Regions from separate parts of the Homo sapiens genome. Here region 2 is linked to region 1. A link is a loop called in an ENCODE intact Hi-C map of the cell type or tissue named here. Cell type or tissue: gastrocnemius medialis. All regions are shown on one strand. Each heading gives the region's core, and the rest is flanking DNA. Links, peaks and the distances in the headings are about the cores only. Region 1 overlaps LOC100505774 (a long non-coding RNA gene). Region 2 overlaps PPP1CB (protein phosphatase 1 catalytic subunit beta).

Region 1 (15,550 bases), core at 4,659-12,658:
AAGTGCTAGGATTACAGACGTAAGCCATCGCGCCCGGCCTATTTTCACTCTTTATTGCAGTGATTCTTGAATGCTGCTATGGATAGGGATGGGGACAGGGGTGGGGTGGGGAGCTCTGTGTAGTTTGAAAAAGATTTTATCCCTGTTAATTCCCAGTGGAAATTCACTGATCTACAATTCATCTGATTTTGCCTTGGTCTTCTTGAAACCTCTTCAAACAAAACAAAACAAAAAAATAACACTCAAGCTGGAGAATGGTTCTACTTATTCAGAAGTGGCCAGCAGAAGAGCTATAGAGAACAGAGTGATTCCCAAATCAGCAAACCCCATGAGCTTGGATGATTCAAACCAAGCTGTCGCCGGGATCAGCTTCATTCACTGGCAAGAACCCGCCCAATAAATCGCAAGATAGAACCACTTTAAGTCCTCTCTTTTCTAAAATAGGAGTGTGTCTCCTACTCATTTTGTTCATTTCAAAAGGATCAAAGACAAGTAAATTTTTTTAGACTATGAATCTGTGGCAAATGGGTAACTTGAATAAGATAAAATCATTCTCCATCAAAGGAAGGTGGATTGAAGGGGTAACACACTCTCAAACTACCCGCAACAACACCTCCCCCCAACAAATAAAATGTAAATGTGAGATTTTAAGTAGGTTAATAACATAAAACACTCAGAGGAGCCAAGAAGAGACTCTGGCATCAACATTATAGAAGTACTATGGCTGGCCAGGTGCGGTGGCTCACACCTGTAATCCTGCACTTTGGGAGGCAGAGGCAGGCAGTTCGTTTGGGCTCAGGAGTTTGAGACCAGCCTGGGCAACATGGTGAAAACCCATCTCTACTAAAAATACAAAAATTAGCTGGGGGTGGTTGTGCGTGCCTGAGGCTGAGGTATGAGAATCTCTTGAACCCGGGAGGTGGAGGCTGCAGTGAGATGAGATCATGCCCCTGCACTCCAGCCTGGGCAACAGGGTGAGAGCCTGTCCCAAAAAACAAACAAACAAAAAACAAAACAAAAAAAGTAACTATAGCTGCATACAGTTTAGCTATTAAACACCTTATTTGAAATAATGTGAGCCGCTAACTAGAATCATATACATTTTAGAATTTAGGTCGACCCTAGAGAAATTTTCCAGGTGAAGAAACTGAATATCTGCTCTGGACGCAGAATCTGAGGGCTGGGCTGGACCAGGAGCCTTGTGCGTGCCTCTAGCATAGCACATAGCATAGAATGCTCTAGCCTGAGCTCCTGGACTGCAGACCATATTCTTTCTCTTTCTATTCCTAACAGCTAGGAAAGTGTCTGGCGCTTAGTAGGTGTCTAGTAATTTTTAATACACCAGTTGGAAGAAGCAAGAGTGTAAATCCTAGGACAATAAGAGAAAAAGTTTAGAGGAAAAATCCTTCTCTGATCTCTCAGAGCATGGTAGGGCGAAATTACCCCAAAAAGCAAAAGTGACCTCAGTGTGGCTTTTTTTAGGTGAACCTCCCAGTCACAGGTAAGTATTTGCCAGACTGCCCAGAGCGATCACTTCTGTCATCGCTATTAATAACATGGCTTGCTTATTTTGTCTTATTGGAGTATTAGAATGAGTTCACTTGCAATTAAGTTCCCTGCTTTAATTACAGCAGAAATAAAAAATAGGTAGACAAGTGACTTTCATTCAAGTATTTCAGACATGTTTCACTTTTGAAATCTGAAGTATTAAATATTAAGCATCTTGTTTGAAGTTAAAAGTACAGATTATCTCATCACGGAAAAGATTAAATTATAATGCTATCTACCTTATGATTAAAATGGCTTGTCAGATTTTAGTAGCTGTTGAAAGAATCATATCTTTTCTGTATCTAAATTGTTTGATTCTTTTCCCTGAAAAGACAAAAAATACCGTGAACCCTTAATTTCAATAGCACAAAGAATTGTGCCTTCCATATTTATAAACCAGCCACAGGACAAAGGGAAACAATATGGAATTAAACATTACATTCTCTTAAGAAATATTTTCTTTCAGGGTTAAATAAATATCTTTATGCTTTTCCATTTTCTTTTTGAAACAGAGTAACCCTATGACATTTCAAAGTGAAATAGCTACACACACAATTTTTATAGAGAGGCTAGGATGACTTTTTTTTAGAACAAGTATAATTAACCACACACACAGCATATTATTCATTGTCCTATGACCTTTTATTTAATTTCATATTCTGAAAATGTTTGCTTCTAAATTTACTCAGGAAAATGAGGAAATGTTATGGTTGCTTTGCTGGCTGTATATTACAGTGAAGTATACCCAGAATGGTTTTCAAATGTAGATGTTAAAAAATATCTGTTGTTTGCCTGCTTTGGCATGTAAAAGTTTTAACAAAAGCATAGTAATTTGGATTTATCAGAGAGACCCCCCAGCCAAGGTCTTCAAAAATTCTAAGTAACTATAAAGTATGGTGCCCGGTGGGGTCAAGGAGAGGAGCACACCCACTGGAGTACGGGACAAAAGTCAGTGGCTTTGGATGTCCCTGAAAAGTCTCCTTCCCCCTGCCCTCCCAGCCCCCACTGCTGTCCTTCCTATTCCATTGCCTCCAGGGTCCATGATGTGGCTGTGTGGCGGGAGTAGATCAGGGGTTAAACATATATACATATATTTTAAAAGTTGTAAAATCCCTTCCACTAAAACAAAAACATAAACAAAAACCCTCTATTACACAGCAGGTGAAAAGGACCTCCTGTGGTTGATCTGTGGTTTGGGGGTGGGGGTCAGAGGCACCTAGGAATATATGAAATGAAATTTTGGAATCTCTGCTCTAATATGCCTGCCATTACAAGTTGGGTCACTTTCCTTACTCTAGTGTGATGCCATTGCCTAGGCCAGAGCCACTTATATGGGAGTGCAGCTTGTGCCCTGTGCCAGGTGCCCAACCAAGAGGGACATTAGGGATAAAAATCCAGCCCTGGCTTCTCTTGCTGCGTCTGGCTCCCTGGTGCAGGGCTGATTCTGCAGGGAAGAAAGGGCCTCCTTTGTATTATGTCTGCCTGAGGGGGATGTAGTTTTCTTTTTCTTTTTCTTTTTTTTTTTTTTCCGAGACAGAGTCTCTCGCCCAGGCCGCAGTGCAGTGGCACGATCTCGGCTCACTGCAAGCTCCGCCTCCTGGGTTCACGCCCTTCTCCTGCCTCAGCCTCCCGAGTAGCTGGGACTACAGGCGCCTGCCACCATGCCTGGCTAGTTTTTTGTATTTTTAGTAGAGATGGGGTTTCGCTGTGTTAGCGAGCATGGTCTCAATCTCCTGACCTTGTGATCCGCCTGCCTTGGCCTCCCAAAGTGCTGGATTTACAGGCGTGAGCCACTGCACCTGGCCTTTCTTTTTTTGGGGGGAGGGGGACAGAGTCTTGCTCTGTCACCTATGCTGGAGTGCAGTGGCACGATCTCAGCTCACTGCAACCTCCGCCTCCCAGGTTCAAGCGATTCTCTTGCCTCAGCCTCCTGAGTAGCTGGGATTACAGGCACCCGCCACCTCACCCAGCCAACAGGGTTTCACCATGTTGGCCAGGCTGGTCTGGAACTCCTGACCTCAAGTGATCTGGCTGCCTCAGCCTCCCAAAGTGCTGGATTTACAGGCGTGAGCCACTGCACCTGGCCGAAAGCCAAAACATTTTAAACAAAATGTGCTCTATACTTCAATCTTGACAAATCCATAACATCATTAAAAACATTTGTTTTGTTTTGTTTTGTTTTGAGACAGGAGTTTCACTCGTTGCCCAGGCTGGAGTGCAACGGCGCGATCTCAGCTCACTGCAACCTCCGCCTCCCCAGTTCAAGCGATTCTCCTGCCTCAGCCTCCTGAGTCACTGGAATTACGGGCGCCTGACACCACGCCCAGCTAATTTTTTGTATTTTTAGTAGACATGGGGTTTCACTATGTTGGCCAGGCTGGTCTCGAACTCCTGACCTCATGATCCTCCTGCCTCAGCCTCCCAAAGCACTGGGATTACAGGTGTGAGCCACTGTGCCTGGTCCATTAAAAACATTTGTAAAGCTATGGTGTTGATAAAGTATTATGAAAGACTGCAAAAAAAGATGGCTAATTTTTAGTTATTATTGCACATGTTTAGAGGAGCTAATGACATTTTCTATGATTAATAAAAGACATTATTTATGTTTTTATTTATGTATTCCACAACATTTATTTTATTTTCTCCATTTCAGGAAAACCACTATGTTGTTACAATAAAGATTTTCATGTAATTTGTGTTCAATTGATAGTAATAATGTAACAAGTTAAAAATGAAGGTAATTGTGTTTAAAATTTGAGCATATTTTCATCAAAATGTAAGTTAAAGTGATTGTAAATTTTAAGATCATAATTACTTTGTATATCTTCAAGAAAATTATTGTTTTAAAATATTTATGCCTATTAAAATTAGAAGGCAAAATAAAAATATATGAATACCAACATTTTAAATAAAAATCATTTAAATAAAGCTGAACTTTTTTTTTTTTTTAAGAGGTCTCACTGTATTGCCCAGGCTGATCTTGAAGTCCTTGGCTCAAGCTATCCTCTCACCTAGGCCTCCCAAGTGCTGGATTACAGGCATGAGCCACCATCCTGGACAATATGGTGAAACCCCATCTCTACAAAAAATACAAAAAATAGCCGGACGTGGTGGTGCACGCCTGTAATCCCAGCAATTTGGGAGGCTGAGGTGCGAGGATGGTTGAGACTAGGAGGTGGAGGTTGCAGTGAGCTGAGATTGTGCCACTGCACTCTAGCCTGGACAACAGAGCCAGACCTTGTCTTGGGGGAAAAAACGTAATAAGAATTGTTTGCTATTGCAAAATGTCCATGGTCACAATGCACAATGTGCAACTGTTGCAAATGCCACTTAATTCCCAAGTACCTCCAGAACTCGGAGTTGGAAAACAGAGAAGCTGGAAAAGGGATCCTCAGCATTCCTAGCCAATGATACTTGGTAATGCAAGAATCTATTGCATTCATATTCTCTGAAAGGAGGAATTTGACAACTTAATTAATTTGTCCTTTTTTACGTAAGAGTTTCTGCCACTCAAATCTTTGCAAAGCCATTTTTTTCCCCTAATGTCAGCAGCAACACAACCCACAAAGCTTTTTGTTTTGAAGACATAGGGCAAGAGAGATACAGAAGTGTTTCTGTGAATCCTGAATGGTGTTATCTCAAGAAGAAATGTTTAGGGTCATGAGTTGCACTGGACCAGCATGGAGGGGCTGGATCCCAGGGCCAGAGGCACCCCTATGTCTTTTTTTTTTTTTTTTTTTTTTTTTTTTCTCCTGAGAAAGAGCCTTGCTTTGTTACCCAGGCTGAAGTGCAATGGTGCAATTTCAGCTCACTGCAACCTCCACCTCCCGGGCTCAGGTGATTCTCTTGGCTCAGCCTCCTGAGTAGCTGGGATTACAGGCACACGCCACCACGCCCAGCTAGTTTGTATTTTTAGTAGAGACGGGGTTTCACCATGTTGCCCAGGCTGGTCATGAACTCCTGACCCCAGGTGATCCACATGCCTCGGCCTCCCAAAGTGTTGGGATTACAAGCGTGAGCCACTGTGCCCGGCCACCTCCATGTCTTTTAATCAGCTTTGTGTGTGTTTGTTAAACGTGGAATACAGGTCAGAGGTCTCTGCTGTTTGCATTTCACAGTGCTACTATCTGGAAGTTTAGGATAAATCATTCTTTTAAAAAAAGGCTGTGTCAGAATTCAGGCACAGATATTTACATGGTAGAATGCCCACTTTAATTAGCAAATTACAAATAGAAGTCGTGCTGAAATTTTGCCTCTCATTTTTCTGTGAGAGTAGTTTTCTTTTTTTTCTTTTTTTTAGACGTAGTCTGTCTCTGTCATGCAGGCTGGAGTGCGATGGTGCGATCTCAGCTCACTGCAACCTCCACCTCCCGTGTTCAAGCGATTCTCCTGCCTCAGCCTCCTGAGTAGCTGGGATTACAGGCGTGTACCACCACGCCCAGCTAATTTTTATGCTTTTAGTACAGACGGGGTTTCATCATGTTGGTCAGGCTGGTTTTGAACTCCTGATCTTGTGATCTGCTCGCCTCAGCCTCCCAAAGTGCTAGGAGACATTTAACGTTTTGAGGAATTGCTAGATTATTTTTCAAACTGGCTATACCATTTTGCATTCCTGCCAGCCATGTGTGAGGGTTCTGGTTTCTCCATATCCTCACCAACACTTGTTATTATCTGTCTTTTTTATTATAGCCATCCTGGTGAGTGGGAAGTGGTAATCTCATCATGGTTTTGATTTGCATTACTCTGATGGCTAGTGATGTTGATAGTTCTTTTTATCTAGCTATTTCTGAAGAGAGAGAAAGAATGACTATGTTTGTGAACATCTTCATTCAATACTGTGCTCATGGTCTTTAGATATAGATTAATTCATAGAATGTAAAATTAGAAGGGACCTTAGACCCAGGTCAGGTACCTGCTTTATACCATAGCTCACCTGCAGTGCTGGGTGTCAACTACTTCCACTAGTCAGAAAGTTCTCATCTTTGGTGGGTTTTATTTTTATTTTTTGATGGAGTCTTGTTCTTATTGTCCAGGCTGGAGTGGAGTGGCATGATCTCAGTTCATTGCAACCTCTGCCTCCTGGGTTCTAGATATTCTCCTGCCTCAGCCTCCCGAGTAGCTGGGATGACAGGTGCCTTCACGCCTGGCTAATTTTTGTATTTTTAGTAGAGACAGGGTTTCACCACGTTGGCCAGGCTGGTCTCAAACTCCTGACCTCAGGCAATCTGCCCCCTTTGGCCTCCCAAAATGCTGGGATTATAGGCATGAGCCACTGTGCCCGGCTGACTTTTTTTTTTTTTTAATGAAATCTTTTTCTGAAACTTTTTTCCAGAAACTTTTAGTCACTAAGCCAAGCTTTGCTCTCTGAAGCAAGGCAAAGCTCTCTCTTCATAACTCAGCATTCATCTCCTTCATTCGGCTAAATCCACAGATATATTTTTAAAGACAGCTTTGGGCTGGGTGCGGTAGCTCACCCCTATAATCCCAATACTTTGGAAGGCCAAGGTGGGTGGATCACTTGAGGTCAGGAGTTCGAGACCAGCATGACCAACATGGCGAGACTCTGTCTCTACTAAAAAATACAAAAATTAGCCAGGTGTGGTGGTGGGCGCCTGTAATCCCAGCTTCTCAGGAGGCTGAGGCAGGAGAATGGCTTAAACCTGGGAGGTGGAGGTTGCAGTGAGTGACATCTTGCCATTGCGCTCCAGCCTGGACGATATGGTGAGATCCTGCCTAAAAACAAAAACAAACAAACGAAAAAACCAGTTTTGGCAGCCCACTAAGTTGTTGCCTTTTTCTTTTTCCTTTAGAGTTAATGAGCCCAGCCTGAGGCTGCTATGCAGATCTGGCAACACTTACCAGGCTGTAGCAGCTCAGCTGGGATTCACCTGGAAAGTGGGTAGATCAGAAGGTTCCAGACCAAAGTCTGGGTGGAGGAGGCTTAAGTAACTTGAAGAAACATACTCTGAAATTGCCCGCATGTTTTTTCCAGTCACTCTATTTAGTTTGAAATTTCAAACCATTTTAAACAAGGGTATGTGGTTTTTATGTTTACTGAAAAGGAACAATTTTTTCTTTTTTCTCTTTGAGACAGAGTCTTACTCTGTCCCCCAGGCTGGAGTGCAGTGGTGCGATCTCAGCTCACTGCAGCTTCCCTCTGCCAGGTTCAAGCAATTCTCCTGCCTTAGCCTCTCGAGTAGCTGGGGCTACAGGCCTGTGCCACCATGCCCAGATGATTTTTGTATTTTATTTTTCAAGTAGAGATGGGGTTTCGCTATTTTGGCCAGGCTGGTTTTGAACTCCTGACCTCAAGTGATTCTCCCGCCTCAGCATGCCAAAGTGCTGGGATTACAGACGTGAGCTACCGCGCCCTGCCAGGAGCAAATGTTTTTAAAAATGTTGAGAATGTAGTCTATAAAAAGAGGGTCTCTGCCCTCCTGCTTACTGTATAAAAAGATACGTTTAGGTCATTTCACTCAACCCGGCATACTTTGAAAAGGCGCCTGCTGTCGCTTTGTGCACATGTGACTGCATAAGTGTGCGTCTTTGTGTGTTGCCATCAGTCCATTTGTCCCCCCAGTCTTCCATGAACCTGGCCTTGCCTCTCCGAGTTACTGGTCCCCAGTTCCCACTCTTCACACCTCTAAAGAAAGAGGATTCCAGCTGAGCGCGGTGGCTCACGCCTGTAATCCTAGCACTTTGGGAGGCCAAGGAGGGCAGATCATGAGGTCAGGAGATCGAGACCGTCCTGGCTAACACGGTGAAACCCCGTCTCTACTAAAAATACAAAAAATTAGCCGGGCGTGGTGGCGGGTGCCTGTAGTCCCAGCTACTAGGGAGGCTGGGGCAGGAGAATGGCGTGAACCCGGGAGGCGGAGCTTGCAGTGAGCCGAGATCACGTCACTGCACTCCAGCCTGGGCAACAGAGCGAGACTCCGTCTCAAAAAAAAAAAAAAAGAGGATTCCTTCTCCTGCTTCTACTCAGACCCTGGAACCCAACCATCATCTTTGTTCTCTCAAACCTTCCTCCATCTGGTGGATCTAGAGGAATCCCTCCTTTGTTGTGGGCAAAATGCCTTTCACCCTAAGTTAATTTCTCTCTCTCTCTCTCTCTCTCTTTTTTTTGAGACACACTTTCACTCTTTTGCCCAGGCTGGAGTGCAGTGGCGCGATCTTGGTTTACTGCAACCTCTGCCTCCTGCCTCAGTCTCCCGAGTAGCTGGGATTACAGGCACGTACCACCAGGCCTAGCTAATTTTTGTATTTTTGGTAGAGACAGGGTTTCGCCATGTTGGCCAGGCTGGTCTCTAACTCCCGACCTCAAGTGATCCGCCCACCTTGGCCTCCCAAAGTCCTGGGATTACAGGTGTGAGCTATTGTGCCCAGCCATAATTACTCTTATTTTGTATTCCCGACCCTACATCCCTCCTCATCCAAACTGATGCTTTTCTCTTAAAGGCACCCTGCCCCATTCCTTCCTGTCCCTGGAATGCACCAGACTTATGCTTCTCCTTTTTGCTGGGCTGGTCTCTCCCATTGGCACACTCTTGCAGCTGTTGTCCCCTGGGCTCACTCCTCTTCATGACTCAGATCCCAGCTCAGCTATCACTTCCTTTGAGAGGCCTTCCCCAATGGCCCTCAGACAAAGCCCAATGACAGCCGGGATTTCTGTCTATTTCATTCATGGTAGTATTCTCGGCATCTAGAACAGTTCCGGCACATGGCAGGCACTTGATGAATCCTTGACACTAAAGGAGCTTGTGTAAAAAAGTACTAGGTTGCGTAATTTCTGCCATTTTGAGTGAGGCCAGAAAAGAACTGAGAAATCAACAAAGAAAGGAGAAGCAAACGAGGGGGAAAAGACATGGCAGGGCAAAGGACAAAAATGGGTAGTTGGAGAACAAACAGGGGACAGGGTTTATGGCCTGTTCTCTCCTTTCCCTGAAATGGAAAATGCTTTCTGCTGTGATTAAAGCAAACACCAGGCTTAACTTGAAGTAAAGGACATCAAAAAGAAAAAAATATATAGAAAAGAGGACAATCCCCCCATTCTTCTAGCTTCCGCTTTCAGTTTTCATCAACAAAATAAAAATTGGTTAGATAGGTGTCAATTCCCACTGCACATGAGAAAATTGCTTATTTAAAAGTATCAGCATAAATGGGATCCAAAATCAAGGGGCACAGTTTTGTCTAAAAGAAAGAAAGAAAAGCCGTCCCTTCTAAAGTGCAGATTATTCTACCAGACTAGGTATGAAAGGGGAAAAAAATAAAAAAAAAAGTGCACATTATTTTCTAAAACTTTTTGGCTACTCTGTAAGATATTTTGTTCACAATTGAGTGAATTACCGGCCATGGCAGAGACTGACAATATATAAAGGATGTTCCCAACTCAGCCTGTTGTGCAACCATTCTTGATTTCTTGTGTCAAACTGGATCTTCTGCTTCCCTTGCCAACTGAAATCAAATGGATGTGTTAGGTCATAGCACTACTATGGAATAGTTTCCACACTTGTTTTTCTTTCTCCTTTCTCACCTCCTGTTTATTACATGTAACAAGTCAGATTGTAATTTGAAAGTGAGGAACTAAGGCAGCTTGCTAGCACGCTGAGGCTGAGCACTGCTGCTCATATTGTTTAGACTTTTGGTGACAGCCAGAGGGTATTAGTCACATGGTTGTTTGGGATGTGCAATCATCCGAGGCTAAAATGACATCACCAGAGTGCATTACACTGGAACTTAGCAAATCTGCACTGCAGGATTTGCCAAGGGAAATTAAACTGGTAGCTTTCTAAACTCCTCCCATCCCTCATGTGATTAGTTATATTTTTCTAGTGACTTCTGTGCTGAAGAGGAACCTTGTCCAGTTCTTCTTTCTGGTGTGTGTAAATGTCACTGAAACTAAGGCTTCATGCATGTGAAATCGTTACCAGTAAAAATGTTTTTTCTTCCTCAATTTACTTATCCAATGCTTTAGACCTCTGTACATGCTATGCTTTCTTACCTCTCTGGCTGGTGGTGTGTATTGTTTCCTCTGTTTGACATGCTCTTCTCCCTAGTCCTCGCCCCTCTGCCCCTTGTCTATCTGGTGAACTCTTACTCATCCTTTAAGACCATTTCAAAATATTTCTATATGAGTTTTCCTTTACCCCCTCCTCTTCTGATTCAGATAGTAACTTCATCCTGTCTTCCATCATTCATTTTAAGAGTGTATATCCCTTGGGCCGGGTGTGGTGGCTCACACCTGTAATCCCAGCACTTTGGGAGGCCGAGGCAGGCAGATCACAAGGTCAGGAGATCAAGACCACCCTGGCCAACATGGTGAAACCCCGTCTCTACTAAAAAACACAAAAAATTAGCCGGGTGTGGGGGTGCGTGCCTGTAATCCCAGCTACTTGGGAGGCTGAAGCAGGGGGATCCTTGAACCTGGGAGGCAGAGGTTACAGTGAGCCGAGATTGTGCCACTGCACTCCAGCCTGATGACAGAGCAAGATGCCGTCTCAAGAGAAAAAAAAAAAAAGAGTGTATATCCCACTGTTATAACCTTTATCACATTATACATTATTTCCATATGGAAGTTTTATGGGGGGAGAAACTATGTCTCCACATCCTTGTTTCCCTAGCATTTGGCACAGTCTTGGCAAATAGTAAGCCCTCAACATATGTTTATTCTCTCCTTCCTTCCTCAGTTTTTTTATCCTCATCACCATGTATGTTTTCAATTTGAAACAAAGTTTTATCAATTTTTAGATTACATACTTTGAAGATATGTTATTAAGGACATATAAGTTTAGAGTTGTTATAGCTCTCCAGTGAAAAAAAAATTTTTTTTTTTGAGACAGAGTCTCGATCTTTTGCCCAGGCCAGACTACAGTGGCGCTATCTCAGCTCACTGCAAGCTCCGGCTCCCGGGTTCATGCCAATCTCCTGCCTCAGCCTCCCGAGTAGCTGGGACTACAGGCGCCCGCCACCACGCGGGCTAATGTTTTGTATTTTTAGTAGGGACGGGGTTTCACCGTGTTAGCCAGGATGGTCTCGATCTCCTGACCTTGTGATCTGCCCTCCTCGGCCTTCCAAAGTGCTGGGATTACAGGCGTGAGACACTGCACCCGGCCTCCAGTGAAATTTTTATCAAATATAGTGACTCATTTCATCCCTAAAAATGCTTTTTGTCTTAAACTCATTTGTCTCATATTAATAACAACAACATTAGCTTTTTTGAAGGGGTGGCTATTTGCCAGATATATTTTATTTTCACTTTTATTTTTAATTTCTATTAGAGACAGAGTCTTGCTCTGTTACCCAGGCTGGAGTGCGGTGGCATTTGGCTCACTGCAGCCTTGAACCCCTTGGGCTCAGGCACTCCTTTTGCCTCAGGCTCCCGAGTAGCTGGGACTACAGGTACATGCTGCTGTGACCAGCTAATTTAAAAAATATATATTATTATTATTACTTTTTTGAGACAGGGTCTTGCTCTGTCACCCAGGCTGGAGTGCAGTGGTGCAATCACAGTTCATTGAAGCCTCAAACTCCTGGGCTCAAGCAAGTCTCCCATCTCAGCCTCCCCAGTAGCTGGGAGCATAGGCACATACCACGACGCCTGGCTAATTTTTGTATTTTTTGTAGAGATGGGATCTTACTATGTAGCCAGGTCTAGTCTTCAACTCCCAGTACTACAAAGCACTGGGATTACAGATGTGAGCCACTGTGCTCAGCCTCTATTTTTTACATACTTATACTTTCTGTCATTCTTGATCCTTACAGTTTAGCAAGCCTCTTATAAAAAGTATATATCTGGATTTCTAATATTTAAAACTCTAACTTTTTTTGTACTTTTAAAGGCCAATTTGATCCATTTACATTTACTATGATTACTGAAATTTGGATTCATTTCTATAACCTTATTTTGTGCTTCCTATTTGTACTGCTTTTTCTATGCTTCTTTCTCTCTTACTCTAATGTTGTAACAAACTGAAACTTTGTGATTCTTCCTTTTTCATAAACGACTTTGATGTTCGACTCATATGGGAGGACTGGTCTAGCAGGCTTCTATCTTCTGGTTTCTTAAAAGTTTCTTCTTTTAATTAGGACAATGAGAAGATTTCAGAGGATATTTATGACTAAATATTGCATCATCAAGAAAGAAAAACACTGTAGTCCCAGCACTTTGGGAGGCCAAGGCGGGCGCATTGCTTGAGGCCAGGAGTTCGAGACCAGTGTGGCCAACATGGCAAAACCCTGTCCCTACTAACAAAAAAAAAAAAGAAAGAAAGAAAGAAAGAAAGAAAAATAGCTAAGGGGAGACTTGGGAAAAAATTTTACTTTTCAACAATTCTCACTAGAGACTGAGGCAGTTTAACAGCCAAGTAGCTCATTCTCAAAATGATGAGTCAACATGGTGTGCAATGCTGGTTACAGTATAATGAGATCTGTGTAATATGTCTGCTCCCAGTGTGAGGATGACACCTAAGGGAAGGTCCTTCTGTGCTCAGCATGCCTGTACTGCTGTGTGCTACGTGACTTCATGGAGAAGCTCCCATGACTTGCTTCTGTTCAACTTACTGTAAAACCCTCATTCTTTTTTTTTTTTTTGAGACGGAGTTTCGCTCTTGTCACCCAGGCTGGAGTGCAATGGCGTGATCTCGGCTTACTGCAACCTCCGCCTCCCAGTTGTTTCAAGCAATTCTTCTGCCTCACCCTCCTGAGTAGCTGGGATTACAGGTACTTGCCAACACGCCCAGCTAATTTTTGTATTTTTAGTAAAGATGGAGTTTCACCATGTTGGCCAGGCTGGTCTTGAACTCCTGACCTCAGGTAATCCTCCTGCCTTGGCCTCCCAAAGTGCTGAGATTACAGGCATCAGCCACTGTGCCCAGCCTAAAACCCTCATTCTTTCAGTGAGCCATCATGGTATTTGTTTGGCCTCCTCTTGGCTAGAAATCAACAGAAAAGGGAGCCTTTATATTGTGTGACAGGACTTAGTTATAGTTGCACTGCCTGATGATCCAGCATATACTGTATCAATTTCAAGATTATTATTTAAATAAAAATACATAAGTTTGACATACTTAACAGTGACTATGTTTTATAATCTTTTGATGTTTCCTCCATACCTCTGGAAAAACAATTATACCATAGCAGTTAATAGCCTGGACTCTGGAGTTGCAAACAGACTGGGTTTTTTAAAATGTTACTTATTTTTATTTTTTATTTTTAAAATTTTGTTTTTAATTGACACAATAATTGTACATATTTATGGAGTATAGTGTGACGTCACAGACTGGGTTTTTGTTTGTTTGTTTGTTTTTTGTTTTTTGTTTTTGAGATGGAGTTTTGCTCTGTTGCCCAGGCTGGAGTGCAGTGGCGCCATCTCGGCTCACAGCAACCTCTGCCTCCCAGGTTCAAGCAATTCTCCCATCTCAGCCTCCCGAGTAGCTGGGACTAGAGTCACGCACCACCACACCTGCCTAATTTTTGTATATTTTAGTGGAGACGGGGTTTCACCATGTTGGCCAGGCTGGTCTTGAACTCCTGATCTCAAGTGATCTGCCTGCCTTGGCCCCCGCAAAGTGCTGGGATTACAGGCATGAGCCACTGTGCCCACCCAACAGACTGGGTTTTGAATCCTGATTTTTCCGTGTATTAGCTGTGTGAGGTAAGGCAAGTTACTTAATCATGATAAACCTCAGTTTCCTTATATTCTAAGTGAAGCTAAATCTAAACATAGGGTTTTTATGAGAATTTAACAAATTGAAACATATAAAGCCTTTGGCCTCAAGTTAGTACTAAAAAAAAAAGAAGTAGCTATTATAATGATTTTTTTAAAAAAATGAATAAGAAGCTTCTTGAAGGAGTTCCTTCTGCGACTCCCTGTTTCTCAGCACAGAGTACTAGGCATAGGAAGGAGTCTTGGGCTGGAGTTGGGCTAGAGGAGTATTGATCTTTCCACTTCAGAGATTTAACAAGCTGAGTATGGTGGAAATCCCTTTGACCTTTATTTATTTTTTATTTTTTTGTGAGACAGAGTCTCGCTCTGTCACCCACACTGGAGTGTAGTGGCGTGATCTCGGCTCACTGCAAGCTCCGCCTCCCGGGTTCACGCCATTCTCCTGCCTCAGCCTCCTGAGTAGCTGGGATTACAGGCGCCCGCCACCACGCCCTGCTAATTTTTTGTATTTTTAGTAGAGACAGGGTTTTGCCATGTTAGCGAGCATGGTCTCAATCTCCTGACCTCGTGATCTGCCCGCCTCGGCCTCCCTTTGAACTTTTAAGATGTCTTGAGGAGGTCAGGTGTGTGACTCATACCCTCATGTGTGTCATCCTGAATCAACAGATATCAGTGTGTATCTGGATCGTTGCTGCAATGATTGTGTTGCAAACCTGTTGCTTCTGCAGACATGACTTCTTTGATAAGGCTGGCATGATCTTATATCCTCAAGTTCTGATCTCTTCTGCAAACCCAGTTAGAAAGTTATGAGGTAGCAGAGTGCTGCTAACCTCATCTCCAGAAATCTCTACTTCCCCAGGTAGGGGAAACCCTGTCCTGGGGTGCTGAGTTAGAATTAGGAATATATTAGATTGGTGCAAAAGTAATTGCGGTTTCATAATGGCAAAAACCACAATTACCTTTGCACCAACCTAATACATTTTTTCCTATTATGAACATGATTATTTGTAGGTGATATGTACATCAGGCTCACTGCTATTAATAATGGGTAAAGGCTGGGCACAGTGGCTCACATCTGTAATCCCAGCACTTTGGGAGACTGAGGTGGGAGGCAACATAGGGAGACTCTGTCTCTTAAAATAAGAAAATTAAAAAAAAAGGAATAAACAATGGGTAAAATAAGACTATTAGGACATAGCCTGAGATCCTAACCTCTTTAAGCAACATGATTTCCTATGGGAAATGTGTTATCAGTTCCAAATAATTGATTTACAGGTAAAACATCAAAACATAAGCCATTAGAAAAAAAAAGGGCTGCAATCCTTCACATGTTCAATA
Region 2 (15,550 bases), core at 444-8,443, 60 kb before region 1:
AGCATTACGTTTTCATTTATAAATAAATTTCTAATTTTTAAAAGAGGTTTAGCCATGTTTAAAACAGTTTTAATCACTTGAGTTTTCATACAAGCACTGCTTTGTTTTCCCACAGCCTCTTGATTATTATAGGTATTTTCCGAATAATAGAAGAAAAAAAAAATCTGTAAGGCAAATTTACTAGTCTACCTCCATGACAACAGAAGATCTTCTCATCCACAATGGCTGCTATAGGCAGACAGTTAAAACAATCAGTGAAGGTCTTCCACAATTTAATATTAAATCTTCGTTTGCCTGTAAAAAGAACAGATAGAATAAATTAAAAAATCTAAAACTGTTCTCATCAGTTATCTCAAAGCCGCAGGATTATGAATGATTTCAATTTTCTTCATTTCTTCATGTTTATCTATAAAGAAGAACTTTTTCTACAATGCAAAGATGTTATTTACGTACTTTCAAAAAGGCAACAACTACAATAAACATTCAATACCTTCAGTAAAGTTACCAAGACTTCAAAGATTGTGCTGGGGGTAGGGGTGGGATGGGAAGATGTTGGTCAAAGAATACAAAGTATCAGTTGGGTAGTAGGAATAAATACAGAAGATCGATTGTATAACAGTGACTACAGTTAACACTATATTGTATCTTTGTAAAATGCTAAGAGTAAATTTTAAGTGTTGTTTTCTCCCAAAATGCTAACTTTTTGAGGTAATGCATATGTTAAATCAGCGGGATTTAACCATTCTGCAATGTATATATACTTCAAAACATCATGTTGTACATCATAAATACATAGAATTTCTGACAAATAAAATAAACCTAATCAAATTTAACACTTAAAAAATCCCAAAGATTGTGCTAGGTGTTTTATGAAATACATCAAACAATTTTTGTCTTTTAAGATCAGTATAATATAGCAATTTTTAAACAGTCTAATAGGCTCTTAGTTCATTTTTTTCCGTTCAGTGTGTGGACTAGTTAAATACCTAGCCAAATAAGCAAGCAGAAGTGAAAAGGTGCCTCTGGAAACTGTCCATTTTAACACTAATGCATTGATTAACACAGTATAAACTTATTGCCAAGGAAGGAAAATTTCCAAGTGTTTAACTAGTATTCTTTTGTGTGAATTACAACTTGGCACTATAGCAAGTATAAATAGAGGCACAAAGGCTATAATTTTCCTGTAGCCTAGCATAAAAAGCTACGACAAAGACAACCTCAAGTGTATGTTCACCTTTTTAGAGTTACTCGATTTTCCTGAATTTGGTAATAAGGTACAACTACTAAGCTAGGGAAGGGATGAAAGACACAAGTACTAACTTCCTGTGCTTTTATGCCACAACCTGCCCCTTAATGAGTAAGTACATAACTCAAAGCACTGTTTACAAGTTGCTCTCCCATACATTATTTCATTTGATGTCATTTCTATCCCCAAAGACATTCTTGCCTATCTTTTATCCTTTAAAAATATACCTCCATTTCTGATGTAGCTTTAGGAAGAATGTTGTAGTTTGATGTACTCCAACCCACTTTCTCTCTGCTAGTCTGATTTAAATAATTCAAACCACACACTACATCTCAGAAATAAAAATACAATACAAAATCAAATACAGAATCATTTCTATTAGAATGTAAGCTCATGGCTGGGCGCCGTGGCTCACACCTGTAATCCCAGCACTCTGGGAGGCCGAGGCGGGTGGATCACCTGAGGTTGGGAGTTCAAGACCAGCCTGATCAACACAGAGAAACCCCATCTCTACTACTAAATATACAAAATTAGCCAGGGAACGTGGTACATGCCTGTAATCCCAGCTAATCGGGAGGCTGAGGCAGGAGAATCGCTTGAACCCGGGAGGCGGAGGTTGCAGTGAGCTGAGATCGTGCCATTGCACTCCAGCCTGGGCAAGAAGAGCGAGACTCCGTCTCAAAAAAAAAAAAAAAAAAAAAGAAAGAAAAGAAAAGAAAAAAGAAAAAAGAAAGGCTATTTTCATTAAGCATTGGAAGCCTGATACAGCCTTTTTTCACTACAAGGACATACAGTCCCAGCTAGGCTGATGACCTGCTATTTGGCTGGACAGGGAAGGCCAATCAATGCTGGAGAAACACTTGGGAAAAAAAATGTAAGCTCCATGAGAACAGAGATCATCTGTATTGTGTATTGCTTCACGCACTGTGTTCACAATAGTGCCTGCACATATAACATACCCTCAAACTTTGTCAAATCATTATATAAATCAAGGAGATATGAGTTTGAATAGGTCTCTAACATAATTAAGGATTGAAAAAAAGCAAAAGTAGATTCTAATAGGGAAGACAGCAATAAAAAATTCAATTTGAAGATTATAATTGATTCTAAGTAGTAATTAACCAAATAAATACTTACTCCCGTATTCTAATAAAACCAAAAGACCATATTTGAACCTAGTAGGGTATTTTAATAATAACACTTGGAAACATACAATACCAAATCGTTGATTTCCTACTAATGAAAAAGAGAGTAAAATAAGGATACCCCAGAGTATTCAGTATCTTTATCTTTCAAGGTTTACAGACATAGATTTAAATTCTAATAATATTAAACTTTGACTTTTAAATAGTTTCACAGAACTTCTCAATAATTCTTGTGACACAGGACTAATAAAAGCTGTCATACCACAAGAATGCCGAGAGTTAAAACCTTAATGGACACTAGAAAACCAAGGGCCACTGCCTACAGTGACTTCTGTTTCACCTGGATAGTTTACTAGATAAACTAATTTTAAAAGAGCCTCTTCAGCCAAGTAAGCTGCAGTCAATCTGAAATATGACCAAGGAGATCTCAAGGAACCAATTTAATTAGTAACATGTTTCCCAGTTTCAGGTTCCTCTTCCTGGCCTATGCCTGACAGATCTTATTTTGAAAAAACTCTGAATCAAAGCAACTCTTCTGAACCAGAAAATTATTAGGCAATGTTTCCATGAATTACTTTTCTAAGTCTTTATTTTCACTTACATTCATCATAGAATCCATAAATGCGATTGATGCTAGCACACTCATGGTTTCCTCTTAAGAGAAAGAAGTTCTCTGGATATTTGATTTTATAAGCCAATAGCAAACAAATGGTTTCCAAAGACTGCTTTCCTCTGTCCACATAATCTCCTAAGAAAAGATAGTTGGCTTCTGGTGGGAAACCTCCATATTCAAATAATCTCAGTAAATCTGTATATTGTCCATGAATATCTCCTAAAAAGAGAAAGAGTCAGTTTTAGAAAAATTGGTTACTGTTATAAGCAGCTTCTATGAAATGATTCCCAATGTTCACATCCTGTGTAATCCTCCCCTACCCTTGAGTATGGGCTATATTTGGTGACTTACTTCTAATAAGCGAAAGTGAGATGGGCTGTCACTTCCAAGATTAAGTTACAAAAGACTGTGACTTTCATCTTGCTTGCACTCTCTCACCTTCTTCCATGCTCGCTGATGAAACCAGCTGTCTAATGAAGCATCCCACGTAGCAAAGAACTGAGGGAGGCCTCTGACCAACAGCTCATTTGGAACTGAGGCTCTTAGTCCATCAGTCTATAAGGAACTGAATCCTTTCACAGTTCAACCTTCAGATGACTGCAGCCCGAGATCACGCCTTAATTGGAGCCTTGTGAGAGACCCAGAGCCAGAGGACCCACTAAGCTGTTCCTGAATTCCTGACCCACAGAAATTGTGAGATGGTAAATTAATGTTGCTGTAAGCCACAAAGTTTTGGAATGATTTATTATACAACAATAGGTAACTAAAACAATTTTATTATCTGGTAGTTTAACTTACGTCACTTTTTAACACCAAATATGGAGACAAATAGTAAACCTTTAGAAATATGTAGTACAAATAACTTCCATTACCTTCAAGTTATTTCTATATTACATTTTAAAGAACACCTTCAAAGAATACTTTAATTCTAATAATTTTAAGATCACCTCTAAGTAACTACATTTGCTTAAGTTTATACAGGGGATTGATTAGTTCCCCCAAATTCTGAACTACTACCTCTTACTTGAAGGTGTGATATTCTAAGTTAACTGATCCATTCAACAAACATTTATTGGCCAGCTGCGGTGGCTCATGCCTATAATCCCAGCATTTTGGGAGGCCAAGACAGGTGGATCACCTGAGGTCAGGAATTCAGAACCAGCCTGGCCAACATGGAGAAACCCTGTCTCTACTAAAAATACAAAAAGTCAGCTAGACGTGGTGGCTCACACCTGTAATCCCAGCTACTCAGGAGTCTGAGGCAGGAGAACCACTTGAGCCCGGGAGGTGGAGGTTGCAGTGAGCCAAGATTGTGCCATTGTACTCCAGCCTGGGCAACAAGAGTGAAACTCTGTCTCAAAGAAAAACCAACCAAACAAACAAAAAACAAACATTTACTTAGCGAGTATCTCTTATTTGCTGGGCACTGTACAAAGGACTGTAAAAAAGTCACTGTAAAACTTAAAAGAATACAAGGTATAAAGTAGTATAATCTTCAAAACAAATTTAAATAACATCAAAGTTAGAAGACCACAGATATCGCCATATTGACCCTCTAAATTATACACCTATTTTTTTCTAACCAGTGTACTATGATGCCCTTTTCGTGACATCCTTGACAACACTAAACATCAATCTTTGGTATTTTTTTATAATCTGACTAGAGTTGGAGACTTGCTTTAAATTGCACATCACTGATTACTAAAAAAAGAAGCTGACGTCCTTATGTTTACTGGCCATTTGAATTTCTTCTAAGACCTTCCTCTTCCTATGTTATTTTTATACTGTATCGCCTTTCTCTTATTTATAAGAACTCTTTATATATTATAAATAGAACTCCTTTTATCTGTTGATATATAGCAAGTATTTTCATCTTGTCTGTAACTTGTCATTTTTATAAGTTTCAATTTTTATACACTTTTATTTAGTAAAGCCTACTGATCTGTTTTATACAAAAATTTCAAAAAATGTTTTCTCTAGATCTTAAACATGGGAGGAAAAACATGATTCAAAAGAGTTGTTTCCAACTTTACCCATTTACATACCACAAATTTTCAGCGGTGCTTCCAATTCCAAAAGAATAGGCTGGCTGAGAAAGATCTCCCGAGACTTGATACATAAGCCTCGAACTTCTGCTTCAGTCATCTGCACAATCTTTCCTGGACGACATCCTCGTACTGACAAACGATAAATAAAACAGTCAGTTTTCTAAAATTTACTCATAATAATCTTTCAAAAAGAGTCATGCCCATACTTTAAAAATCAGAAAAGTCACACAGGCAGCAAATTACCCTATTTGGTCCCATGGTTTAAAATAATGTTATTCTATGATCTCTGACTTCTATTTTCATTGTTACTGGTTCCTGATGATGCTCCTCAAGTCTGCTGTTGATGAAATGCAGTCCTGTTTTTTGCTGTCCTGTGACCAACCTGGGGCCTAGTAGCCAAAGAGACTTAAAAGATTTCAGGGCCGGGCACGGTGGCTCATGCCTGTAATCCCAGCACCTTGGGAGGTTGAGGTGGGTGGATCACCTGAGGTCGGGAGTTCAAAACCAGCTTGATCAACATGGAGAAACCCCATCTCTCCAAAAATACAAAATTAGCCAGGTGTGGTGGCGCATGCCTGTAATCCCAGCTAATTGGGAGGCTGAGTTAGGAGAATCGCTTGAACCCGGGGGCAGAGGTTGCAGTGAGCTGAGATCGCCCCATTGCACTCCAGCCTGGGCAACAAGAGCGAGACTCCGTCTCAAATAAAAAAAAAACAAACAAACAGAAAAAAAACAACAACAAAAAAAACACACACAAAAAAACATTTCAGAGCCCGCACCCTTTAAGGTCTGGCCTGCTTATCTCGCATCTAGTAGGATGTCAAAACAGCCTCATTAAGAACAATGTGCTATGAAGAAAGGGAGATTAAATAGTAATTGTCAGTAGGTGATTTAGCTTCACACACTTTCTTGGAATGTTACCAGCAGTCCCCAAAATTTTAGCAACTCCTATCTCTACTTTCTGATCAAAAGAAATACAAAAAAGATATCAGCTATGTATTAAAAATTAACTTATCGTTACATTCCCAATAGATCATTATATTAAAACCTCTAAAGGCTATTTAGATGGAGTGAGGCATCTTTGCATTACTGAGCCATAAGATAATATGGTTTCCAGTAACTTGTGGGATGAAGGGGAACAGAATGTTGCATGGAGAGACAGAAGAGTTCCTTATTTGCCCCACTGAACTCAACTTGTAATCATTTCCTCTCATCACCATCTCCCCTGACTCCCTTTAACCTTAAATTTACAGCTGAGCTCTCATTTAATCTTAAGTGAAAGAGCATTTAAGAAAAGAAAATAGGCTGGGAGCAGTAGCTTGCCCCTGTAATCCCAGCACTTTAGGGGGTCAAAGCGGGAGGACTGCTTGAAGCCAGGAGTTCGAGACCAGCCTGGGCAGCAAAGCAAGGCCCTGTGTCAACAAAAGATGTTTTTAAAAAACAGAATTAGCCTAGCATAGTAGAGAATTGCTTGAGGCCAAGAGGTTGAGGCTGCAGTGAGCTATGATGGCACTAGGGCATTTCAGTCTTGGTGACAGAGCAAGACCCTGTCTCTGCAAAATAAAAATAAAGGCCGGGCACGGTGGCTCACACCTGTAATCCCAGCACATTGGGAGGCCAAGGTGGGTGGATCACTTGAGCTCAGGAGCGCAAGATCGCCCTGGGCAACACGATGAAACCCCATCTCTACCCAAAATACAAAAAATTAGCTGGGCATGATGGTGCATGCTTGTGGTCCCAGCTACTCAAGGCAGAGGTTGAGGTGGAACGTTCACTTGACCCCAGAAGGCAGAGGCTACAGTGAGCTGAGATCGTGCCACTGCACTCCAGCCTGGGTGAGAGTGAGACCCCATCTCCAAAGTAAAATAAAATTCCACATATTTCTTGCTAAAAATTGCTGATTCCTTTGTCAGGTCAATAAGAGGCTTTAAAAAAAAAAAGGCCTCCACATGCAAAAGCTATATATTCCATTAATATATTAATATAAAAGTAAAAAGGAGGCAATAAACAGGAGACACAGACAACATTCAAATGTGCTTTAGCAAATATGCTAGTTTATAAGACTATCCCTGAAATTCAAAACAATGATCAGCAGAACTGCTTTTATTATGGGAACTGATATAGCTTCATTAGTGCTTGTTCTCAAACATCAATTACCTACTTCTGATGCATATTTGGGTTTTTCTAACACCAAAAAGACATCTCAGCTTTAGTTTTAAATGTGGAAGATTTTAGTTTAAGAAAAAAAAAATGTGACCAGGTGCGGTGGCTCATGCCTGTAATCCCAGCACTTTGGGAGGCCGAGGTGGGTGGATCACCTGAGGTCAGGAGTTTGAGACCAGCCTAGCCAACGTGGTGAAACCCTGTCTTTACTAAAAATACAAGAATTAGCCGGGAGTGGTGGCGGGTGCCTGTAATCTCAGCTACTTGGGAGGCTGAGGCAGGAGAACTCCTTGAACCCAGGAGGTGGAGGTTGCAGTGAGCCGAGATCGCACCACAGCACTCCAGCCTGGGAGACAAGAGCGAAATTCTGTCTCAAAAAAAAAGTATTCGCCTTGGAAGAATTAAGGGTCTCAAACTGCTTTCAGATAACAAACACACAGCTAAAAGTACTTACAAACTGTATTAACTCATTCAACAAATGTTTGAGAGTCTACTGTGTATTAGTTGTTTATAGAGAACAGCAATGAACAAGAAGAACAGTACATTATCAAAACTTAGTTGTAACTTGACTACTAAGTCAAAAGACTAATGTGGGTCACTTCAATATGTCAATTTAAAATATTCAAATGACAGTGGTGAATATTTTACCTAGTATTTATTTTATTCCCTCTGTATAATTTTCACTTCTCAAGTAATTGTGTAACATTTTTACAGAACTATAAAGTGCTTCAACTTGTAAGTCAAGCAAATCCACAGAAACTAAAAATTTACCAAAAACACACTGCACAGAAACTTTTTATATTTTCACTAACTGTAGGATGCACATTTCTCCCTTAACTAATATCTCTGAAGTTGTGAGACTCTTGCAATTAAAAGCTTCTTACAATTATAATTGGCAGCCCCCCCCACCAACTTAGTGGCACATAAAAGTGCATTTAATAATCAGTCACATCTTAAGAGTTGATGAATGCAGTTAGAGAAGCTAAAGGTTTTCCCAATGTTTAAAACTCTGACAAGAGTTTTAGAAATTAGAAATAAATTAGCCAAAGGTTGGACAGAATAAGGCAGATGTCCCAGGGCAATCCCAGCTGTCTTCCAATTCAAAAGTCCTGCTCCTTTATGTACTCTCAAGACTTCTGAAAAAAAGGAAGAAATCATCCGGGCAACCTGTTACACAGGGCAACTAGACTGCTATCACAGCATCCATGAGGGATTCCAGTGTTTGGATATCTGAACGCTGCTGGATTATAAAAATATTATAAATCAGCATACTTCATTAGGTGCAAAGCACCTTCACATCAATCATTTCATTTAATCCTTTTCACACCCCAGGAACTGAAAAGAGAAGCTATTCTTTCCACTGTACAATGACAGAGATTCAATAACTCGCATAAGATCACAGTGCCCAGGTTTTATAAGACTGATAGGAGTGAGAAGCAGCAGAGAGGGATTCAGACTTAGTCTTCTAACTTAAAGGCCAGTACTTTTTCCACTTCACCACATAAAATTTTTGGATCAAAAATTTCCTAGAAATTTTCAGCATGTAGTAATTTCAGACCAGATAAAATCCCATGATAGCAAATATCTACCATACTTACTACTGTTTAGAAAATATTTTAACATATTACATACATATAGTATACTAACTTTATGGGTGTAACTCAACGAATTTTAAACTATCTATATACCTGAGTAACCATCATCCAGATCAAGGTACAGAATGCTTCCTGCAACCCTGAAGATTCCCTTGTACCCTAACTAATGACAGTAATGCCTGAGGTTACTATCCTTATTGCTATCAGTATATATTGATTTGATGTATTTGTGAATTAGACTTTTAGATAAAAAGAAACATAAGAATGCTCTTTTGCTCATTATTGCATCTGTGAGATACATCCATATAATTGTGTTTAACAGTCATTTGAAATACAGGCTGAGTATCCCTAATCTGAAATCCAAAATGCTCCAAAACCGAAACCTTTTTTAGTGCTAATATGATGCTCAAAGAAAATGCTCATTGGAGCATTTCAGATTTCAGATTATCAGATTACGGATGCTTAACTGGTAAGTATAATACAAATACTCAAAAATCTGAAAAAAATCCAAATTCCAAACACTTGGGGTCCCAAGCATTTTGGATAAAAAATATTCAACCTGTATTCCATTCTATGAACATATGACAATATCTTTACTACTCTATTTGGATTATTTCCAGTTTGGGGCTATTACAAATGCTATGAATATCCATGGGCATATTTATCTTAGGTATGTATAGAACAAAGCAGTAGAACTGCTCGGGTCAGTTTATTTCATTAAGTAGTAGATACCATCAGTTTCCCAAAGTGGCTATACCAATTCATAATCCTCCTAACACTGTTGGTCCATATCTTTACTGATACTGCAAATTATCAGTATTTTTAATTTTAGTCATTTTGTTGGGTATATGGTGGTATTCGTTGGATTTAATTTGATTTCCCCGAGGACCAAGGTTGTCAAGTACCCTTTTTTTTCTTTTTGAGATGGAGTCTCGCTCCGTCACCCAGGCTGGAGTGTAGTGGCAAGATCATGGCTCACTGCAACCTCCACCTCCCGGGTTCAAGGATTCTCCTGCCTCCTGAGCAGCTGGGATTACAGGTGCACACCACCATGCCCAGCTAATTTTTGTAGAGACAGGGTTTCACCATGTTGCTCAGGCTCATCTCGAACTCCTAACCTCAAATAATCTCCCCGCCTTGGCCTCCCAAAGTGCTGGGATTACAGGCGTGAGCCACTGCACCTGGCCATTGAGTATCTTTTTCATGTGCCTAATAGACCCTTTAGGTTATCTTTTTTTTTTTTTTTGGACAAGTTCGTTTTAAGTCTTTTGTTCATTCTTTAAAACTGGACTTTTTCCATCTCTTCATGCTATCTTTTGATGAACAGAAGTTCTTTAATGAATTTAAATCTTAAAAAATCTTAGTCAATCTTTTTTTGGTTAAGGCCTTTTGCATCTTATTCAAGAAATTCTTGCCTTCTCTAAACATATTTCCTTATGTTTCCTTCCAGATATTTTATTGTTTTAGCCCACTTCATTCTATAACCCATCTCAAATTAATTTTGTGTATGGTTTGATGTAAAGGTCAAGGTTTTTATCTAAGCAGATACCCAGTTGATTCAGCACCATTTATCATAAAGATCATCCTTTTCCCCACTGAACCGCAATGGCAGCTTTGTAGAAAAATCAGGTGACCATACAGGAACAGGTCTGTTTTTAGCCACTATATAGCTCATTACCCCATTTGTCTATTTTTGCATCAATACCACAATGTCTTAATTACTATGGCTTTTTATAAAGTCTCGGTATCTAGTAATATAAACATCCCAATTTTGTTCTTTAGATTTTCCTTTTGAACTTTCAAATGTTTTAAAATTGGCTTGTGTCTAGCCCCTCCACCCCCAAACTTGTGAGGTGTTAAATTGGGAATAAGGCCGAGTACAGTGGCTCATGCCTGTAATCCCAGCACTTTGGGAGGCCGAGGTGGGTGGATCACCTGAGGTCAGGAAGAGACCAGCCTGGCCAACATGGTGAAACTCCGCCTCTACTAAAAATACAAAAATTAGCCAGGCGTGATGGCAGGTGCCTGTAATCCCAGCTACCCAGGAGGCTGAGGCAGGAGAATCGCTTGAACCCAAGAGACAGAGGTGGCAGTGAGCCACGATCGTGCCACTGCACTGCAGCCTGGGCAACAAGAGTGAAACTCTGCCTCAAAAAAAAAAAAAAAGGGTGGGGGGGGGGGAGCAGGGAATAAGTAGGTAAGTCTAGACAGAATTGGTATCTTCACAATTTCAAGTCTTCCAATCCACAAATATGGTATCTCTCCTTTTATTTATTTCTCTCAGCAATGTTATATACTCTAGTATGGCAGTCTTTCACGTTTTTCATTAAATGGATTTTGGCTGACATCTGTGATGTCATTTCTTTCAAATGTACTGAGGGGTGCTTTATGGTATAGCATATGGTATATTTTAGTAAATGTTTCATACATATTTTGAAAAGCATATATATCCTGAAATTATTGAGTGAAGTGTTCTATGTCCGCCAAGTAGGTCAGGGTGGCTGTGTTGTTCAAATCTTTATCCTCGCTGATTTTTTCCTGTTTGTTCTACTAGTTACTGAAAGAGGGGCACTGATCTATGGTTGTGGTTTTGTCTATTTTAACTTTTTATAATAGTTGTCAACCTTTCCTTTTAGTTTTAGACCTATACTATTACATATATAAAAATTTTAGATATTTTTCCATTAAATTTATCCTTTTAGCATTATATAATGCCCTTCTTTACCTCTAGTGTTATTTCTGGTTTTAGAGCTTTTTCCAACATAAATATAGCCAAGTCAGCTTTCATTTGATTAATGTGTGCATGATATCGTCTCCCCCACACCCCCCTCCCCCCCCCCTTTTTTTTACTTCCTCATTTGTGTCCTTAGATTTAAAATACATCCCTTGTAAACAGTATCTATAATAGTTAGGTCTTCTGAGCTTTGCATTAATTTCAATGTTTGCTCCTTTTCTTTTTGAGATGGAGTCTCACTCTGTCACCCAGGCTGGAGTGCAGCGGCATGATCTCAGCTCACTGAAACCTTTGCCTCCCAGATTCAAGCGATTCTCCTGCCTCAGCCTCCTGAGTAGCTGGGATTACAGGCACCCACGCCCAGCCAATTTTTGTATTTTTAGTAGAGATAGGGTTTCACCATGTTGGCCAGGCTGGTCTTGAACTCCTGACCTCAAGTGACCTGTCCGCCTTGGCCTCCCAAAGTGCTGGGATTACAGGTGTGAGCCACGGTGCCCAGCCAATATTTGCTCCTTTTACATTTAATATAATCATCGACGAAGTTGAGTTTAAGTCTACCATTCTGTCATCTGTTCTGTTTGTCCCATCTGTTCTTCATTCCTCTCTCTTTCCCTGCATTTCTTTGGAGTAATCAGTTATTTTTTTACTATTCCATTTTCTCCTCTATTAGCTTTTCGTTATATATTCTTTTTTCATTTAGAGGTTGCTCTAGAGATTACAAATACACTTTTGACTGATTACCACCCGCCTCCAGCCTTTTGTTCTACAGTTGTCGTATTTTTGTTTCCACATATTTTAAATCCCACAAGCCACAACTATTATTTTAAACAGTCAGAATTTGTATTTACTCACATTTATCCTTACCATTGTTCATTTCTTTCTGCAGTTCTTTGCTTTTATCTGTTATTTTCTTGCAACACAAAGAACTTGCTTTAATATTCTCTAGTGTCAGCATATCAGCAATATATTTTCTGAGCTTTAGTTTGTCTTCATTTTACTTTACTATTGAAGGATATTCTAGATTTAGAATTCTAGACCAGCCTGACCAAGATGGAGAAACCCTGCCTCTACTAAAAATACAAAATTAGCCAGGCGTGGTGGCACATGCCTGTAATCCCAGCTACTCGGGAGGCTGAAGCAGGAGAATCGCTTGAACCCGGGAGGCAGAGGTTGCAGTTAGCCAAGATCACGCCATTGCACTCCAAGCCTCGGCCACACGAGCAAAACTCCATCTCAAAATAAATAAAGAATTCTAGGTTGTCATTTTTTTTCTTTCAGTGCTTTAAAGAGAACACCATTCTATTGTCTTCTGTCTTCCACAGTTTCAGGTGATAGATCAGCCATCATTCATATTATTGTTCCCTGAAGATAATGAATTTTTTCTTCTGACAGCATTTAACATTTTCTCTTTCTCTTGGATTTCTAGCAGCTATGTTCAATATGGTTTTCTCTCTATTTACCCTGCTTGGAATCACACAGCTTCTTTAATATGTGCTTGGATATCTCTGTTTTGGAAAATTATTAGTCAATATTTCCATCCCATTGTATGTCTATCTCCTCTCTTTCTGGGATTCCTATTATACATGATAGACCTTTCCACTGTCTATCAGCAATACATAAGTCTCTCATGCTTTCTTCTGTACACTTTTTTTTTTCTGTCAGCACTAGATAATTTCTATTGGTTTTTGGTCAATTCAGTTTCATTAGCTTGTCCAAAACAGCATATCCTATTTTGGTGAATGAAATACTGAATTATGGATACAAAATTGTAGAAGTTTTAGATAATACCTTTCTCCAAAGAAGGCTGTTTCCTTTTAGCAGCAGCACAGCAGTAACTCATTTTCCTGAGGGCTGGTCTGTTTTAGTTTTGCCTTCAATCTTAGGCAGTGGTCATGATGGGGCCACAGTGGAAAACTCAGGGTGTAATAAGGCCCCTCTAACTTGGCAGGATTTGAACTTCCATTTTTGCCTCTCTGGCATTAGATACTGAAATGTCTGCTCAGATCTTTAGCTTTTCAGCTACTGTTTTCTGCTGGGTTTCTTCTCTTGCTTATGTGTACCTCTGAAGTCAGTCAATGACTTTAGAGGGACCTGACTGCAGATTTTGAGGTTAGATTTTATGTGGTTCTCTCCTCTCCTGGACTTAAGCTTCAATTGCTTTAGTGGCCCCAAACTTCCACCTTTCTTCCTTAGCCCAGTGAGACCGTCACTTTTTATTTGGGATCTATTTCCCCTATGCCACAAACTAGGAAATGTCTCCAGGGAAAAAAGCCAGGGTGACTGGTGAGCTCACACTATACGCTTCCCTTGTCAAAGATCAAAACCCCTCAACAATTTTCTGTGTTGGCTGCCTCTTCAACAATGGAATGGCTGCCGAGAGGCACACAAAATGTGATTATGCATACACTAGAAATTCAGGTGATTACATTAAAAAAATTGAGGAATGACTTGTCAAGGACTAGACACCATGGCTCCTAATCCCAATTTATTTCACCTGACTTAATCAGTCACACAACTTTGGTGGGAGCACCAAGGTTTCCTGACTTCCAGTAAGGTTATCTTTCTACAATCATGTTTACATTAGGAAAGGCAGAAAAACTACACCAGTATTCAGCAAACTAAGGCCAAGGGGTCAAATCTAGCCCAATGCCAGTGTTTGCATGGCTAGGGGCCTAAGAATAATTTTTTACATTTTTTAAATGATTGCAAAAAAGCAAAACAAAAGAATCCTCTGTGACATATAAAAATTATATGAAACTCAAATTTTGGTGGCCATAAAGTTTAATGAAGCATAGCCACTTATTTATCACTGGACACATTCATGCTACAATGGCAGAGCTGAGCAGTTGTGATGGACTACATATGGTACTCTCATCACTTCACACTGCTTTTCGGTGCATCACAAATTATACAGATGCAGTTACAACCTGGCAGCGTCATGGGTGTCACGATTATTGCTGTACTGCAACATTTTATTTACTTTTACTACCAGTGCATACTCATCATGTCAAAGCAAAAAAAGTGAACTTTGAATGTTGTGTTTTTAAGACACAATAAAGTGTGGATTATGTTATTTAATTGGGTGCTAAGGCATTGTAGTCATTATGTAGCTGTGCTAAAAAAAAAACCACAACATATACTGATGTTACCAGATGGAGCACTCACCACAGCATTCCCAATTCATAGTAAAGCAATGGTAAGGGAACTTTTTAAAAAATTAAAATGAAATCTCATCACAGCAGAATTTCTTCACAAAAATAAAAATGAGTCTGCAACTCAAGTTTCCAAGTGGCCCATTTGTTAGCCAAGTTAAGTCATTTATCAATGGTGGGTTAATTAAATTGTATCTGATTGGAAAAGCTGAAGAACTATGTATTTTTTGAGACAATAAACTTTTTTTTTTTTTTGAGATGGAGTCTTGCTCTGTTGCCCAGGCTGGACTGCAGTGGTGTGATCTCGGCTCACTGCAAGCTCTGCCTCCCTGGTTCACGCGATTCTCCTGCCTCAGCCTCCCAAGTAGCTGGGACCACAGGTGCCCGCCACCACGCCCGGCTAATTTTTTGTATTTTTAGTAGAGACGGGGTTTCACCATGTTAGCCAGGATGATCTCAATCTCCTGACCTCGTGATCTGCCTGCCTTGGCCTCCCAAAGTGCTGGGATTACAGGCGTGAGCCACCACCCCAGCTGAGACAATAAACTTTTAAACGCCATTAGCCTTTCTGTAAAAACGGTGCTTGAAGAGTTGAGAACACTGGGAGCAAAATTAGTAAACAATTAAAAAACAAGCCAAATGGTTCTGAGTGGTGTTCCTTGGCTCTCGATGACAGGTATTACCAATACTTGTTATTTGGGGAGCCAATCCTCATTCGAAGTGACTGAAAAGTTACCCTCTATAAATAATCTATGTGGAACAACTAGAGGCAAGAATATTCTCAAAGCAGCTGAGAAAAACTATTTTAGTACAACCTGAAGTGTAATCTGCTAAGATATGTCACAACTGATGAT

The links. Hi-C counts contacts between places; a loop is a spot of excess contacts. Peaks named below come from ENCODE experiments on the same cell type or tissue, not always from the same donor. Only the 100,000 strongest peaks of a DNase experiment are listed, where the experiment ranks them.
Region 2: it touches region 1 in a loop (6-fold over the local background); 1 of 110 quality-filtered maps calls a loop at or near these places.

Annotation. Positions count from the first base shown.
Region 1 is chr2:28,711,194-28,726,743 of GRCh38, reverse strand. All of the region lies in intron 1 of LOC100505774 (a long non-coding RNA gene), which reads left to right. PPP1CB-DT (PPP1CB divergent transcript) reads left to right here. Exons shown (of 5, transcript XR_007086259.1): 5 at 3,738-4,476. Among named protein-coding and RNA genes, the nearest start is that of PPP1CB-DT, 33 kb to the left of the region's middle. RefSeq lists an enhancer at 3,262-3,762. In gastrocnemius medialis, for the core only: no CTCF peak of the experiment used is centred there; DNase peaks (open chromatin) are centred at 5,463, 9,173 and 10,203; H3K4me3 peaks cover 795 bases; H3K27ac peaks cover 3,814 bases.
Region 2 is chr2:28,766,482-28,782,031 of GRCh38, reverse strand. It overlaps PPP1CB (protein phosphatase 1 catalytic subunit beta), which reads right to left. Exons shown (of 8, transcript NM_002709.3): 2 at 5,050-5,181; 3 at 2,993-3,223; 4 at 190-294. Among named protein-coding and RNA genes, the nearest start is that of PPP1CB, 22 kb to the right of the region's middle. In gastrocnemius medialis, for the core only: no CTCF peak of the experiment used is centred there; a DNase peak (open chromatin) is centred at 3,481; H3K27ac peaks cover 7,854 bases.